2 separate regions of the Homo sapiens genome follow, and region 2 is linked to region 1. A link is a loop called in an ENCODE intact Hi-C map of the cell type or tissue named here. Cell type or tissue: IMR-90. All regions are shown on one strand.

Region 1 (8,000 bases):
TGAACTTTAAAGTAGTTTTTTCCAATTCTGTGAAGAAAGTCATTGGTAGCTTGATGGGGATGGCATTGAATCTATAAATTACCTTGGACAGTATGGCCATTTTCATGATATTGATTCTTCCTACCCATGAGCATGGAATGTTCTTCCATTTGTTTGTATCCTCTTTTATTTCCTTGAGCAGTGGTTTGTAGTTCTCCTTGAAGAGGTCCTTCACATCCCTTGTAAGTTGGATTCCTAGGTATTTTATTCTCTTTGAAGCAATTGTGAATGGGAGTTCACTCATGATTTGGCTCTCTGTTTGTCTGTTGTTGGTGTATAAGAATGCTTGTGATTTTTGTACATTGATTTTGTATCCTGAGACTTTGCTGAAGTTGCTTATCAGCTTAAGGAGATTTTGGGCTGAGACAATACTGGCAAACCGAATCCAGCAGCACATCAAAAAGCTTATCCACCATGATCAAGTGGGCTTCATCCCTGGGATGCAAGGCTGGTTCAATATATGCAAATCAATTAATGTAATCCAGCATATAAACAGAACCAAAGACAAAAACCACGTGATTATCTCAATAGATGCAGAAAAGGCCTTTGACAAAATTCAACAACCCTTCATGCTAAAAACTCTCAATAAATTAGGTATTGATGGGACGTATTTCAAAATAATAAGAGCTATCTATGACAAACCCACAGCCAATATCATACTGAATGGGCAAAAACTGGAAGCATTCCCTTTGAACACTGGCACAAGACAGGGATGCCCTCTCTCACCACTCCTATTCAACATAGTGTTGGAAGTTCTGGCCAGGGCAATTAGGCAGGAGAAGGGTATTCAATTAGGAAAAGAGGAAGTCAAATTGTCCCTGTTTGCAGACGACATGATTGTATATCTAGAAAACCCCAAAATCTTATAATATTTTAAGAAAGTTTACTGATTTGTGTTGAGCTGCATTCAAAGCCATCCTGGGCCACATGCAGCCCATGGGCTGCAGGTTGGACAAGCTCGGTCTAGTGAATTCCACCATTACACCTCTCTCATGATCTCTTTCTGTGTCTTTGATAGCCTTCACAGCTCCCTATGTGGGTTCATCTGTCCACTCTGAGCCCTTTCTGTGCAAACTAACCCACTCTTATTGGGAGCTGACATCTGCTGTCAAAAGACAAAATTACAACAAATTTAAAGATCCTAAATGGATTTTATCTGTGATTCTAGAATTGGACAACACCTCATTCTGTACAAAAGAAGGAGTGTTCCAATGATCTGAGCAAAGGATGTATAACCACCCGACAGGTTCACCTTGCCCACTGCCTAGACAGAGCCAATTTATCAAGACAGGGGGACTGCAATAGAGAATGAGTAATTCACACAGAGCCAGCTGTGTAGGAGACCAGAGTTTTATTATTACTCAAATCAGTCTCCCAGAGCATTTGGGAATCAGAGTTTTTAAGAATAATTTGGTGGGTGGGTGGAGGCCAGTGAGTTGGGAGTGCTGATTGGTTGGGTCGGAAATGAACTCATAGGAATTTGAAGCTATCTTCTTGTGCTGAGTCAGTTCCTGGGTGGGGGCCACAAGATCAGATGAGCCAGTTTATGGAGCTGGGTGGTACCAGCTGATCCATCAAGTGCAGGGTCTCTAAAATATCTCAAGCACTGATCTTAGGTTTTACAATAGTGATGTTATCCCCAGGAGCAATTTGGTGATGGTCAGAATCTTGTAGTCTCCAGCTGCATGACTCCTAAACCTTAATTTCTAATCTTGTGGCTAATTTGTTAGTCCTACAAAGGCAGTCTAGTCACAGGCAAGAAGGAGATTTGTTTTGGGAAAGAGCTGTTATCATCTTTGTTTTAAACTATAAAGTAAGTTCCTCCCAAAGTTAGTTCTGCCTATGCCCATGAATAAGCAATGACAGCTTGGAGGCTAGAAGCAAGATGGAATTGGTTAAGTCAGATCTCTTTCACTGTCTCAGTTATAATTTTGCAATGGCAGTTTCATTAGGCCACGTTAACTAACTTCTCTACACCTCAGTTTCTCACTCTGTAAAATGAAGATGGTAAGTTATACGAAGTTCAAAGTGAGTTTATACTGGTAGACATCAGAATAGTGATTGCCTTGGGAGTTTAGGAAGGGTCATGAAGGAAACTTCTGGAGTGGTGGAAATGTTCTGTTTTGATCTCAGTGTTTATATGGGTATATACATACATTTTTAAAAAGTCATTGGCCAGGCACGGTGACTCACGCCTGTAATCCCAGCACTTTGGGAGGCTGAGGCAGGTGGATCACATGAGGTCGGAGTTTGAGACCAGCCTGACCAACATGGTGAAACCCCATCTCTACTAAAAATACAAAATTAGAGCCATACGCAGTGGCTCACGCTTGTAATCCCAGCACTTTGAGAGGATGAGGCAGGCGGAACACCTGAGGTCGGGAGTTCAAGACCAGCCTAACAAACATGGAGAAACCTCGTCTCTACTAAAAATACAAAATTAGCTGGGCGTGGTGGCGGATGCCTGTAATCTCAGCTACTCGGGAGGCTGAGGCAGGAGAATCACTTGAACCCAGAAGGCAGAGGTTTCAATGAGCTGAAATCACGCCATTGCACTCCAGCCTGGGCAACAAGAGTGAAACTCCGTTTCAAAAAAAAAAAAAAATTAGCTGGGTGCGGTGGTGTGCGCCTGTAATCCCAGCTACATGGGAGGCTGAGGCAGAAGAATCAGTTGAACCAGGGAGGTGGAGGTTGCAGTGACCGGAGATCACGCCACTGCACTCCAGCCTGGGTGACAGGAGTGAAACTCTGTCAAAAAAAAAAAAAAAAGTCATCAAGCAGTTAAGATTAGATTAAAATGCAGTAATCTAATCTTAATTAGATTAGATACTTAGATACCTTTATTTAAAATTTTTTAAAAGTGGAGATAATAGTACCTACTTCCCAGCATCATTGTGACGATTAAATGTGCTCAGCAGGTTGCATAATTGTTTCTGATCTAGCTAGTATCCAGTATTTGTCTATTGTCACAGGTGGTGACTGCTGGAGGGGCTGAGTCCCCAATAAGCTGTGAATGTCTTGGAGGACAAGTATGTTGGCCCCTTCTTGTTCTAGCAGTGAAGAGGATCCCATGTAGACTCCAAGCAGCTCAAGTTCAGCAAGGGAGACAGACCATTGCAAGTGCATGAAAAGGGCACTGGTGGGCTGGGAAGTTCGTAGGAGGAGCCTCTCACATGCTGGGTTTGGGGAGGAATTCTGGAAAGCAGTTAGTCTTAGGGACGGGAAGGATGTAGCTGGTGGGACAGGCGCCCTCAGCTCCATGAATAAAAGGAGTGGGTCTGACTCTGGTTCTCATTCCCCTTTACCATGCCTGGCACACATTAGACCATCAATACCAATTGACTCCAGGAAGGAGTGTCTCCCCGTGGGGGCATCAGGAGCCGCTGAGTTTAAATACACAGGTGGGATGTGACACACTGGGAACCATTCAGATTTGCTGGATCTGGATAGGGCTTGTCAGGACTCAGTGCTTCCAACCCCAGGGCCCATTTCCCTGTGGCCCCTGAGTCACCACCATGGGTGGACAGCTGCTCCAGTGCCAAGATACAGCCACAGAGGACGGCAGGCCCAGGGCCTCCAGAAGGACAGGCAGGCTCCCTCTGAAAGACAAGCCGGCTTATAGCTGAAACCTCTGGCCCAGGCGTCCTCTAAGGGAAGCCAGGCGGTGTCAGGGCACGGCCCATGAAGACATAAGATGAAGATGGGGAGAACCAGAGGGGGTGCGCTTCGAAGGAAAGCGGGCTGCGTGGGGGCACCGTCGATTGCACAGGACGCGGTCCCGGCTCGCGTAGCCCCGCAGGCGGCGCCAGAGCGCAAGCCCGCCTCGTGACTCCGGTCCACAGTCCGGCCGGGCGGAGCTAGGGGCGGGCCCCTGCGTCTCTGGGCGCTGGAGCGCGGCGACTATCACGCCGCGTGGCGGACGGACGGACTGACGGACGCGCAGCCTTACCCGAAAGGCCATGGCGGAGCACGCCCCTCGCCGCTGCTGCCTGGGCTGGGACTTCAGCACGCAGCAGGTACAGTCGCCTGGCCGCAGGGCCACGGGGCCGCCTCCTCCGCTTCGGTGGGGGTAGGGGGCGGGCTGTCACCCGGACGCGGGAAAACATGGGCCCGGCCGCGGGCGCGCCTACCTCTCGGGCTTCCCGGGGCCCCCGCGCCCCTGCCCTGCGCGCGGCCGTGGGGCGCCGGTGCCCTCGCCCGGAGATGCCCTGCCAATGCCACCCGCTCGCAAGATGCGGCCTCGACCCCGCCTGGACCCAGCTACCCCAGGAAACTGCAGGCGCTCCTCGGCAGGACCCCCGGTGCCCAGAGGGGCCGGAGGACTCGGCGGGTTCCTGCGCTGTTCTGGGCACCCAGTGACGGGGATCCGAAGGAAGTCAGCTACTGTAAGGCAGGGGAACAGACAGGCGGGTAGCCCTGCGCACATGCACAACCAGTGACCTGGAAGCAGATTATAGCCCAAAACCTTTTTTTAAAAATTGAAATGGCCCAGGCCTGGTGGCTCTTGCCGGTAATCCCAGCACTTTGGGAGGCCGAGGCGAGTGGATCGCTTGAGCCCAGGAGTTCGAGACCAGCCTGGGCAATATGGAGAAACCCCGGTCTCTACCAGAAAATACAAAAATTAGCCGGGCATGGTGGAGCACACCTGTAGTCCCAGTTTTTCTGGAGGCTGAAGCGGATCGCTTGAGCCCAGGAGGTGGAGATTGCAGTGAGCTAAGATGGCGTCACCGGTCTCCAGCCTGGGCGACAGAACGGGACCCTGTCTCAAAAAAAAAAAAAGAAAAAAGTGAAATGCATAGTGTACAAGTGGACTTTACCCTGTGACCGCCCTTCGTTGACACCAGCTTGCCTGGTCTGTGCACCCAGGACTGCTGGCCAGAGGAGCAGTGTGCTGCTGCCAACGCCCTGCAGACAGGCAAGCAAATCAAAATTTGCCTTCAAAGAGGGCATGGGGTGACCGGGGGCACCTTTTCCTTTAAAGTACTTGGGAAATATACACAGTTGCAGTCAAACCCCTCTTCTCGAATGGGTCAAGGGAGGCAGGCCTCTGGCCAGTCCTTGGGGGAACGTCCTGTGGGACTCTGGATGACTCGAGTTGCCTTGCTGGACCTCAGTTTTCCCATCTGTCCAGGAAAGGAGTTATACTCCCAAGCTTGGAGATTGCTTCAGTGGGACATTAATGTCTCTGGACCACAATCATGGCCTGTGAGAATAGCCCATGGCCTTGCCTGGTCTCAGGCCTCTGCAGACATGGATCCCCAGAGATGCCTCCAAACCTTGCTTCCCATTCCTTCCTCTCTGGCACTTTCTCCCGCCTCCTTGTCAGGTGCACGAACCAACTCATCTGTGAACATCTTCCTCTAGAGGGTCTTGGCTTTGGCTATTTGGGGAACAAAGATTCCTTGAGACATGTGGGTGTTCCTACTTAGCCTCAGTTTCTTCATTTTACTAAATCTTTGAGTGTTACCCCAGATGAGTCCTCTGTTACCACGATTACGGTGAGGCAGCCCTGCCTTCAAGGAGGTCTCTAGGTTGAACTGCTCCTAGGGTGTGGGGCCTCATCTGGTGACGTTAGTACCCCCTGGACCAGTGTAGAAGCTGAGGAAAATTCTACACTTCCTTTTTTAAAATGCCTTTCAGGTAAAGGTTGTTGCTGTTGATGCAGAGTTGAATGTCTTCTATGAGGAAAGTGTGCATTTTGACAGAGATCTTCCAGAATTTGGGTATGTACTTGATGTGCATGTGTGTGTGATGGGGGTGTTGGTTTTGGGGTCCTCCCGCAAACTTTTGTATTCGCAGACCGCACTGTTGAGGCTTTGCCAAATACAGGAGTGGTGGTCTCGGCAGACCTTTCAAGCATCTTTTTTTCCTATACCTAGAGTGCCATCTCCCCCATTTCTTCCTAATTCCATTCATCCATTCATGAAGTAAGCATCAGTTGAGACCTACTTTGTGCCAGGTGCTAGGACCTGATGGCGAAACAAAAAGAGAAAGCTCTCCCAGAGCTTCCCACTGAGTAGTGGAGACTGGTATCAAACAAAGAATCTCACAAAAGAGTGTTTCATTATAAACTCTGAGAAGGCCTCTGAAGGAAAGGAACTCACTTCTCCAAGTGCTTATTATAAAGGAATGTGACTCAGACTTGGGAGGGGAAGTCCCAGAGCGTCTCTAGGGAAGTGGTGCTTAAGCTAGAGATCAGAGTGAGTGAAGTTAGCCAAGCGATGGAAGGGAAGTTGGCCAGGTGATGGAAGAGCATTCCAGGCAGAAGGAACAACATGTGCGAGGGCCCTGTGGCAAGAAAGAGCATGGTTCATTCCTTCATGCAATTGAAGAAAGCCAATGATGCTGGGGAGCAGAGAGAGGCGGAGGCTGGTCAGAGCTCCATAGGCCATGGTATAGAGTTTGTCTTTATTCTAAAAGCTATGGTCAGCCACTAAGGGCCATAAGGGGTAGGGGTATGGGTGAGGTATGAATGACAGGTTGTATTTTTGTTTTGAAAATATCTCTCTGGGGGCATTGGGAGAACAGATTCGGAGCATTGCTGGAATGGACGTGGGGAACTATTAAAGAGGTTTTTGCTGGTCATTCAGGTATGAAATGATGGATAGGAGAGAGCTGAGTAGTAAAATGGACAGGTCCTGTTACAAAATTGAATGTGAGATGTAAGGGTGGGATTTCTGGCTGTCCTTCAGAGTGGATGTTGGACTGTGGGAAAGAATGAGTTTTGGAGAGAAAGATCATGAGTTCAGCTTGGGCTGCCATAACAAGGTACCATAGACTGGGTGGGTTAAAGAGCGGAAATTTATATTCTCACACATCTGGCCGTTAGGAGTCTAAAATCAAAGTGCTGGGAAGATTGGTCTCCTCTGGGACCTCTCTCCTTGGCTTGCAGGTGACCACTCTCTTGCTGTGTCTTCACATGGTGGTCACTCGGTGCAGGAGTGCTTGGTGTCTCTGTCATCTGTATCCTAATCTTCTTATAAGGACATGAGTCATACTGGATTAAGGCCCATTCTAATGACTTCATTTTAACTTAATTGCCTTTTTAAAGGCCCTGTCTCCAAATAATCACAATCCAAGGCCCTCGGGGTTAGGATTTCAGCATATGAGTTTTAGGGGCAGAGGGGGCACAATTCAGTCCGTAACACTGTGGACTTGCTGGTTTTGAGGCACCCTCGTGAGGGCCTGGTAAAAGTGTCCTTCCCTGTCTGTTTTAGACACACTTCCTCTTTGAAGCCTTCCCAGCTGACCCTTTGTGCACCTCTCATTACCCATCACATTGTGTTGCCAACTCTTTGCCCCCAGCTAATGCGGCCCCATGGAGCCGAGGTTAGAAGCCATCTTGCTTTCTCACATTTTTTATTATTGCAGGCCTTGCATGTTTGCCTTTGGGTAGTTGGTATGTTTCAAGGAATTGGTCTTTTCAACTAAGCCATCAAATGTGTGGCCATAGTGTTGTTCATAATATTCCTTTATCCTCCTTATGACATCTGTGGGACCAGTAATGATGATCTCTTGCTGTTGGTCATTTCTGATATTGGTAATTTGTCTTCTCTCTTTTTTTCTTTGGTTATCCTGGCTAGAGGTTTATCAATTGTATTGATCTTTTCAAAGTTCAACTTTTGGTTTTGTTGATTTTCCCCTGTTGTTTTCTTCAAGTTGTGCTCTAATTTTTATTACTTAGTTTCTTCTGCTTGCTTTAGGTTTAAATTGCTCTTTTTTCCCTAGTTTCCTCAAGTGGAAACTTAGAGGATTGATTTAAGACCTTCTTTTCTAATATATGCATTTAATGCTATAAATTTCTCTGTAAACACAAATGCTTTTTATGGGATGCCTTAGCAGCATCCCATACATTTTGATAAGTTATAGTTTCATTTTTTTTCGTTCAAAATATTTTTTAGTTCTCTTGAGACTTCTTTGACTCATGGGTTATTTAGAAGAATGTTTTTAGGCTGGGTACA
Region 2 (8,000 bases), 500 kb after region 1:
AGTTGGCTGATAGTTTTGTTCAAGTCTCCTATACCTTTTTATATTTTCACTCAGTCCTGGAGTGGTCACTCCCAACTCCAGGCAGGGCGTTTCCCTCACTTGATGTCTCCCCTGATTAGTGGTCCATCCCTTGAGGCTTTGGTGCCCTCCCATGGAATAGTAGAAACCTCTCTTTTCAAACTTCAATGTGAAAATGGATGATCCAGAACATTACTGAGACCTTCACTTAGATCCAAAGCAATTTTTTTTTCAAGTATTGCTCTTTAAAACATTAATTTAGGAGAAAAACTGCGTAGAAGTCTAACTAGGGCTCATGAATCAATAGAATATGAGCCATCAGCATGATTTGGCTCCAGGTATATTTCCTATAGTCCTATAGCTCCAATATACCTCCTATACTTAAAATATAGGAAGAACTTAGAGTATGGAAAGGGGGCAGGGGAACTTGAAGCTGCACTGGCACCAATGACACAGTGTTTTTACTTAGCCTGTATGCTCATTCAGAGTATCTTGAATTGGGGGATTGGTGCAGATTAAAGGAAGCTAAATTAGTACCCCCAGGATACCTCTTGGTAGCACTACAGTCAGACTAGTACAGTTGTAGTCTACATTAATAGAAGTCTATTGTCCAAAAGGAAAAGATGTTCCATTGCTCCCTGCTCTTCTAAAACCTGGGCACCTGGTTTTAGAAGAGATAGATTAACCATATTTAGAAGAGATAGATTAACCATAGATTGCCTGAAGAAGGGAGAGAATAGAAAAAGGATGGAAGCTCTGTCAAAATATTAGGGGACCAAATACATCTACAGAACTGAGTATATTAAATTTGGAGAGGGAGCACAGCATCTCCCCAGTGTGAGTTTCCACATTGTAAAGACAACTTTAAAAACATGCATTACTTTGAGAGAAAAAGAAATGGATGCAAAAGGTTCACAGACACTAGCAAGAAAACCCTGTACCTTCTGTTTAACATCAAGCACATTGTCTCTTTTTGTCTGAGAGGCAGTGCAGTATAGTGGTTGATAGCTTGAGACCTAGAGCCAGAATGCTTGGGTTTGAATCCTGACAAAACCTCTTACTGGCTCTCGAAGAAGCCTCTTATTTCCTCTACATGCCTTAGTTTCCTCATCTGTATAATGAAGGTTACAAATAGTTTCTACCTAATAGAGATATTGTGAAGAGGTAAGGCTGGTAAAGTGGTTACCTGGCCCAGAGTAAGTGCTCAATAAATGTTAGCTCTTGTTTTCTCAGTGCTACTTTGATTACTCCTTGTGTATCAAGGGACAGGATTGCCCATTCAATGACCCCGGAGGTTCTATCTGGGTTGCCAGGCAACAAGCAATCTGGAATCAGTGGCTTACCCTCCTTGAGCAGGAGTAGCTATACAGGATTTCGGATCCCCAAGGGCATTGGGTGTTAGAAACTGACATTCCAAGACTGCTCCCTGGAATAGCTGGCTCCCTGGCCCAATTGTTTATAAGGCAAGCTCTCATCTTCGCCCTATAAAAAGGTAGAGCAATAAGGGGTGGGATTCTTTCCTGGATCCTGCATGCTGCTTGGTGGAAGGGATGAAAAGGTGGGACTGTGTATCTCATCTTGTTGACCCAATTTCTCCAAGGAAGCCTGCTCTGTTCTCACATTACATGTCATGGTATTTACTGTCACCTACTACCCCACATTCTTCTCTGAACTGTCTCACTCCTCTTCACCTTCATTCCCTGAAAACATACCCTCAGGGCAAGTCCCTTGCCTGCTTCTAGAGCTGGGTGTACTCTCTCTCTCCCATGATGTCTGCTCCTGGGGTTTCAGACATCACCTTTGCACCGAAGACTCCTGTCCACACCTTGTCCTCAAGTTCAAGTCTTGGCTGGGCATTGTCAGTTAGACCTGACATCTTAAACTTTCAAAATATTTAAAATTGAATTACATTTTAGATGTTCTTCCTCAGCCATTAAAACAAACAAACAAACTCCAACCCTTGCTCCTCCTATGCTATTAACTTAGTACCCTTTACTGTCATCTATCTTGTCCTCCCTCATGGTCAGGCAGCTGGCACAAGCATCTTGGAATCACACCGCATTGCCCTCACCTCCTTCCTGGCTCAGTGCCTCTTCCCTACCAGGATCAGACCTTGTTTTTCTCCATTCCACCTTGCACATTCTATCCAGTTATTTTTCTTCCCTGCTAAAACACCTTCAATGCCTTCTTATTATCAAAATACGCTAGAACTCCTCACTCTGGCATTTGAGGCTCTCCACAAATGTCTGTGTCTAAGATTCAGTTGCTGCTGCTCCACTCCCTATACTCCATGTCCAGTCAGTTGGGTAATTCATACTTCCTCACACTTTCTAGTTGCCATTGAGCTGCCTGTACTGTCTCCCCGACTTCAAACACCCTCCAAAACCAGGTTCACCTGTCAAAATCCTACATACCTGTCAAGCGCATCCATCTCAGATGCTCCTCTCTCAGGAGGTCTTTCTGTGAGCTTGCTTCATTCATGTCCTCAGAGCAGAGGCATGTTTCTGGTTTATTACACTTGTTATGTTGTATTGCATTATTATTGCATGGACACTCATCCAATTCTCCTGCCAAAGAGCAAATATGCTCTTGAGACTATAGTCCTATAGTCTATTTGGTTAGAAGCAGTTTACACAAAATACACTGCATTCATCCTTGGAACATGTCTGCCAGATGAATTGCACGGGGGCTGATCTACCTAGAGTAAAGAAAACTCAGAGAATAAGGGGACTGGATTCATGTGCCTGGAGGGCTGTTTGCAGTGGAAACTCAGTATGTCCCAGGGAAACAGAGCTCACACCAACATCTCTGCCTCCTGAGGGTGTCCTGGATCCTCTCGCAGTGAGCAATATTTCTAGGGATATTACTATGAGCTTTCTATCACCCATCCAGGGTTTAGATAATTCACCATATCCTGCCTGGGCTCTTCTCCCTTCAACCCTATGGCTTTCTAAGTGCCAGGCCTGTGTACAGATGATGTGCAGCCCTCTCCGAAAAGAACATGTTGGACATTTGCTGCCATCTAGTGAAGGTAGAGTGGTCCAACCTTTTGATAAAGCTAAGCAGATCTTGTTTTCTCCCTAGGAGGTGGCCCCTGGAAACCAGCCCTGGTTAAACAGAAGCATGTCAGGGTATACAGGTGTGCATGGAAGGGAGGAGGGTGAAGCCTGTTTTATTATTATTTTTATTTTGTTCCACATATTCTGAGGGTGAAGCTTCTATACAAAACAGATCACATTCAAGCTCCTGCATGGCAGTCTGGAATGGGCAAGACCATGTCCTTCCAGATCCTCCCCCTACCTCTAGCCAAAAGGTACCCTTCTTGAAATGATGACGAGCCATCTTTTTTTTTTTTTTAGAAACTTGATAGGGAATCTATAAAACACCTAAGGTTCATAATCAGAGCTTCTTTTAAAGGAGCCATAGGTTACTTCCAGTACCTCAAGGAGAATGTGGCCATGACTTTGTAACTAGTGATTTCCACAAGGCCCTCCCAGTCCTGCACAGGAGCCCTGGTAGCCCATCTCAAAGCTTCCCTGGTCCTGAGCCCACCCACTTCCCCTTCCCATCATGGCACACAGGCTCGGGCTCCACCAGGTGCATGACTGTATGCAGGTCACTCAACTTCTCTGAGCCTCAGTTTTCTCCTTTTTAAATGGGGTATATCTTCCTCATTGGGTTGGTACGAGGTACAAAAGAGATCATTCATGACAAATGCTTAGCCAGTGCCTGATGCACAGAAACCACTAAATAAATATTAGATAATGATATTATCACTATTTTTACCAATGCTTCAGAGCACAAGGCTGCCTACAAAACTCAGGCCCTTGAAATGAATACATCAAGTCATGGTAAGATCTTACACACTGAAAATAATCACCTCTCAGCCCACCACAGGATCCAGTGCTGCCATTCCCTTTGCTGGGCAGTGTGGGGCAGGTCAGAGGGCCCGACCTCAGACTCCAGGCTGCTGACAGACACATCAGTTCTTCTCACCTGTCTGAGATACAGGGTTCCAGGGCTATCTCTATGAGGTTTTCCTCCACTCCTCAATGATCACAATGTAGGTTCTTTGCCCCTCGCCCAGCCTTTTGGGGGACTGAAAGCCTAATGCCTGTTTGACCTCTTGGCATCTCCAGTTTTTAGGGAACTCCTGGGCTCCTCCTGCTCCCAAGCCCTTTTGATAGGTCTGGGTGTTTCTTTGAAACAGACATTCAGCCAAAACTGTAAATAGGGCTCATCAAATGGCTAAGATCACTGGTTAAGCAGTATGTCTATGGATCTCTCACCCCGTGCCCCACGTGTTGCTAAGAGGGTACTCTCTCTGTCCAAGGTGCCCACTGCAAATATCTTAACCAGCCAAGTGGGGCTCTCTTTTCAGTTTCAGCAAGTGATGTGCTGCAGTCAGCTTGAGCCAGCTCTCAAGAACTTATTATGAGCATCTCTTCTCAACTCCACGTCCAGTAACATGTTGATAGCTTGAAATCAGCCATAATGGGAGTACTCACACCACAGAGATTAGTGAATGCTATAAAGCATGGCTTTCTTTTTCCTGAACAGTCAGTTGTTAAACACTTGTCAGATACACCACTGGTTCTAGTCTTTAATTGCAAGCAAAGCACCACATTTAAACCACTACTCACACAACCACTGAACAAAAGGGGAATATTAGTGTACTACCTGAAAGGAACACAAACAGAAAGCTTTATTGAATTTATATATATATATATATCTGAGATGGTAGCTTGTGAAAGGGTAGTAATTGACAAGTCAAGATTGTGCCTCTAGGTTTTAAACAAACCCAAAATAATTAATGTTGGTAAAAAATGTCTGCAATAAGCTATTCATTTATTGGCAAGTTTTGAATTTTCATTTAGCATGCAAAAGAGCTACATGTGATAAACCACATACTTGCATCAGGAAAATATCAAACAAAAATGATGTATCTAGAAACATAGAAAATACAACTTAAAATTTTAATGTGTTTTTTGTTTCTTATTCTTTTTTGTTTAGATATAATTTGAACCATGTTTCTTTTCTTTTCTTTTTTGAAACAGAGTCTCACTCTGTCACCAGGCTGGAGTGCAGTGGCACGATCTTGGCTCACTGCAACCTCCGTCTCCCAGGTTTAAGCGATTCTCCTGCCTCAGCCTCCCAAGTAGCTGGGACTACAGGCGCACGCCACCATGCCCAGCTAATTTTTGTATTTTTAGTAGAGACGGAGTTTCATCATGTTGGCCAGGATGGTCTCGATCTCTTGACCTCGTGATCCACCTGCCTTGGCCTCTCAAAGTGCTGGGATTACAGGCATGAGCCACTGCGCCCGGCCTGAACTATTTCAATCCTAAAATTGGTATGTCCTTTTACAGTCCTTCCTGGTGTCTTCTTCCTTATTATAATAGTACCACTGGTTGTCAAGTAGCCTTATCTTATATCTCTGTAAGTATTATTTAAAATGAAATTGAAATATCATTTATTTTAGCCAGAAAAGAAAATGGAATGGCTAATTTGGTGAATCCACTCCCTGTTGATACACTAAGCTGCTGACCCCTGGAGCTCAGAGGCTGAAGGCAAGGCTGTGAAGCTATGAGGTAGGCGTGGAGGTGAGGGCTCAGTCACAGTGGACCTTGCCCTTGGCCACCCCAAAGCTAGACAAGTCTCCATTGCAAAGAGTCTGGAGTGGTGAATGAGGCCCGTTTTCCAAGTCATTTTGGTCACCTTGGTCACCCTTGGTCACCTTCATCATGTACTTTCGAAAGGCCTTTTGAATAATAGCAGCACCTCTTTCCTCTTCCTTTCTCTTGGTGGTGGTGACTATGGGTTCATACAACTTCTTGAGAGGATTGGCTTCCATGAACTTCTCTTCCATCATTGCTTTCATACTATCTAGGCCATCAGAGCCACCGAGTACCCTAGCGGTGAAGGCGAAAAGAATATCCATGCAGTGGAGGCGATCTTCACTCACCATGGGCAAGTCCATTACTAGAAATTGATATTTATTTGGCTTTGCGACACGCAAAGGCTCAGGCAAGGCATCAGCAAAGTCAGAAAGGGCAGAATATTTGATAAATTGTGTTGCTTCTGGGTCAAACTTTTCCCACACTTCATAAAATATGTCAAAGTCATCTTCACCCAAAGGGTCCTCACTTTCTTCAGTGGCTGTATTGAAGTTCTCTAAAATCACAGCAATGTACATGTTGACAACAATGAGAAAGGAGATGATAATGTAACTGACAAAGTAGGATGTGGCTATGCCAGGGAGGTGGCAGTTTTCTGAGGAAGAGTTACATGATTCTTTTGATCGCAGCATGGGGCTGAGCAGGGAATCCCAACCTGCTGATGTGCTTATCTGGAAGAGACAGAGCATGCTGCTGGCAAAAGTCTTGAAGTTGAATATGTCATCGATTCCAGACTCTGGATTCACTTTGGAAAACCAGTTCATACCCAGAATGGCATAGATAAACATAATCAGAAAGAGTAGAAGACCAATGTTGAACAGAGAAGGAAGCGACATCATCAGAGCAAAGAGGAGAGTCCTGATTCCTCGTGCAGCCCGGACAAGCCTCAGGATTCGGCCAATCCGAGCCAAGCGGACAATTCTGAAGAGCGTCGGAGGGAAAGGAATGTGCTCCTGATTTTCCAAGGTAGAAATCATTGTACCTCAGGAGAAGGAGAAAAGTAAATAAGTTTCCAGAAGGCACACTGGTTTCAGATCCAGCCTGTCTCCTGCCTCAGAATCCTATGGGGGCCAACTTTTTATCAATACTTTGTAGCTTATGTACAAAACTAAGAATTTCTTTTACCACTATCAGGGAAAATACCTATCTGTGTCTTAATTTGGAAAATAGTTTCCAAGGGCCATACAGTTCTTCTACATTTGTGTGTAGAAGAATTTAAATACAGCCCTACTACAAGTGAGGACAGCTTATCTGCTGAAAGAGCCACAATGTCTGTAGGGCTAGAGGGAAATGGTAGCATTGGAATGCTCACCTTTAGGCTGAAGCTGCCCATGGATCTTTCATAATTGTCATCCTCATTCCAAGGACTTCTGAGATCCAAACTCAAAAAGCTGAAGGGACACAATTTGGAGATACTTTCTCTGTTGCTGCAAACCCCATAAATGTCATTTCAGAGGTTTGATCAAACAGCTGAATATTTGACCTAAAATGTCGCCCTGCCTGCTCTGCAGGCAAGTGATACAAGGATTTAAGACAATTCACATTTTGGCCTAAACATTATAGAATGGTTGGAACATGCTTGTCTTGTGTAGACATGGCCTTGTTCTTGCTTTGAGAGTCTTCTAGGGTTGTTAGGGGTCATGGGCAGTATTTGAGTGCCCATGACCCCTAATGACCTTGAGTGTCCTGTAAGGTCACTAGGGGTCTATTAGGGTTCATGGGCAGCAGAATGCTCTGCTGTCACCTAATGACTAAAGAGAACTAGTTGATTATATACTTCACTGACTACCCAATTGTGCCAAAGAAGTTTAATTCATACTTTAATTGGAAAGTCAACCCTGGAAAGATGTAAAGTTTCTTAAGTGCCAATTCAGCAACAACTGGAGGAGGCCCATCATTTAAGATCTACCTCCTCTATGAATATTTCTTGGGCTGATCAAGCCCATAGTAATCTGTTCTTTCTCTGAGCTCATTTCTGCTTTGCACCATGTGATTTGGTGTTCAATTAATTTCCCTATCTTTTTTTGGCACTTTAAGACGAGTAAGCCGTAATACCTCAACTAGATTGTTAACTCCTAGAGAGAGATTCATTTCAACTCACACTCATTTTGCATTTCTCCAAAAACTTAGGAAAGAGCTTGGAAAAGTACTGAGGCTAAAGCGTTGGACGGCAGAAATATTGGCAAAGGCATATAAAACTCTGTCCACATTAGTAAGTAGGATTAATATATGGATTAATCCTACCGCTGAGTATTATTTGGCTTAATATGTAGATTTTCTCATCCACTGGGGCAAATGCCATAC

Evidence for each region. Hi-C counts contacts between places; a loop is a spot of excess contacts. Peaks named below come from ENCODE experiments on the same cell type or tissue, not always from the same donor. Only the 100,000 strongest peaks of a DNase experiment are listed, where the experiment ranks them.
Region 2: it touches region 1 in a loop (9-fold over the local background); 2 of 110 quality-filtered maps call a loop at or near these places.

The regions. Positions count from the first base shown.
Region 1 is chr3:38,342,871-38,350,870 of GRCh38, forward strand. It overlaps XYLB (xylulokinase), which reads left to right and starts at 3,915. Exons shown (of 19, transcript NM_005108.4): 1 at 3,915-4,055; 2 at 5,680-5,762. The coding sequence starts at 3,999. RefSeq lists enhancers at 3,692-4,523, 4,524-5,355 and silencers at 4,082-4,321, 4,332-4,391. In IMR-90, CTCF peaks have their summits at 1,159 (motif pointing left) and 3,841; a DNase peak (open chromatin) is centred at 3,891; H3K4me3 peaks cover 946 bases; H3K27ac peaks cover 388 bases.
Region 2 is chr3:38,841,065-38,849,064 of GRCh38, forward strand. It overlaps SCN11A (sodium voltage-gated channel alpha subunit 11), which reads right to left. Exons shown (of 30, transcript NM_001349253.2): 30 at 4,700-6,678. The coding sequence ends at 5,630. Among named protein-coding and RNA genes, the nearest start is that of SCN10A, 29 kb to the left of the region's middle. In IMR-90, CTCF peaks have their summits at 136 and 3,042 (motif pointing left); a DNase peak (open chromatin) is centred at 3,017; H3K27me3 peaks cover 1,178 bases.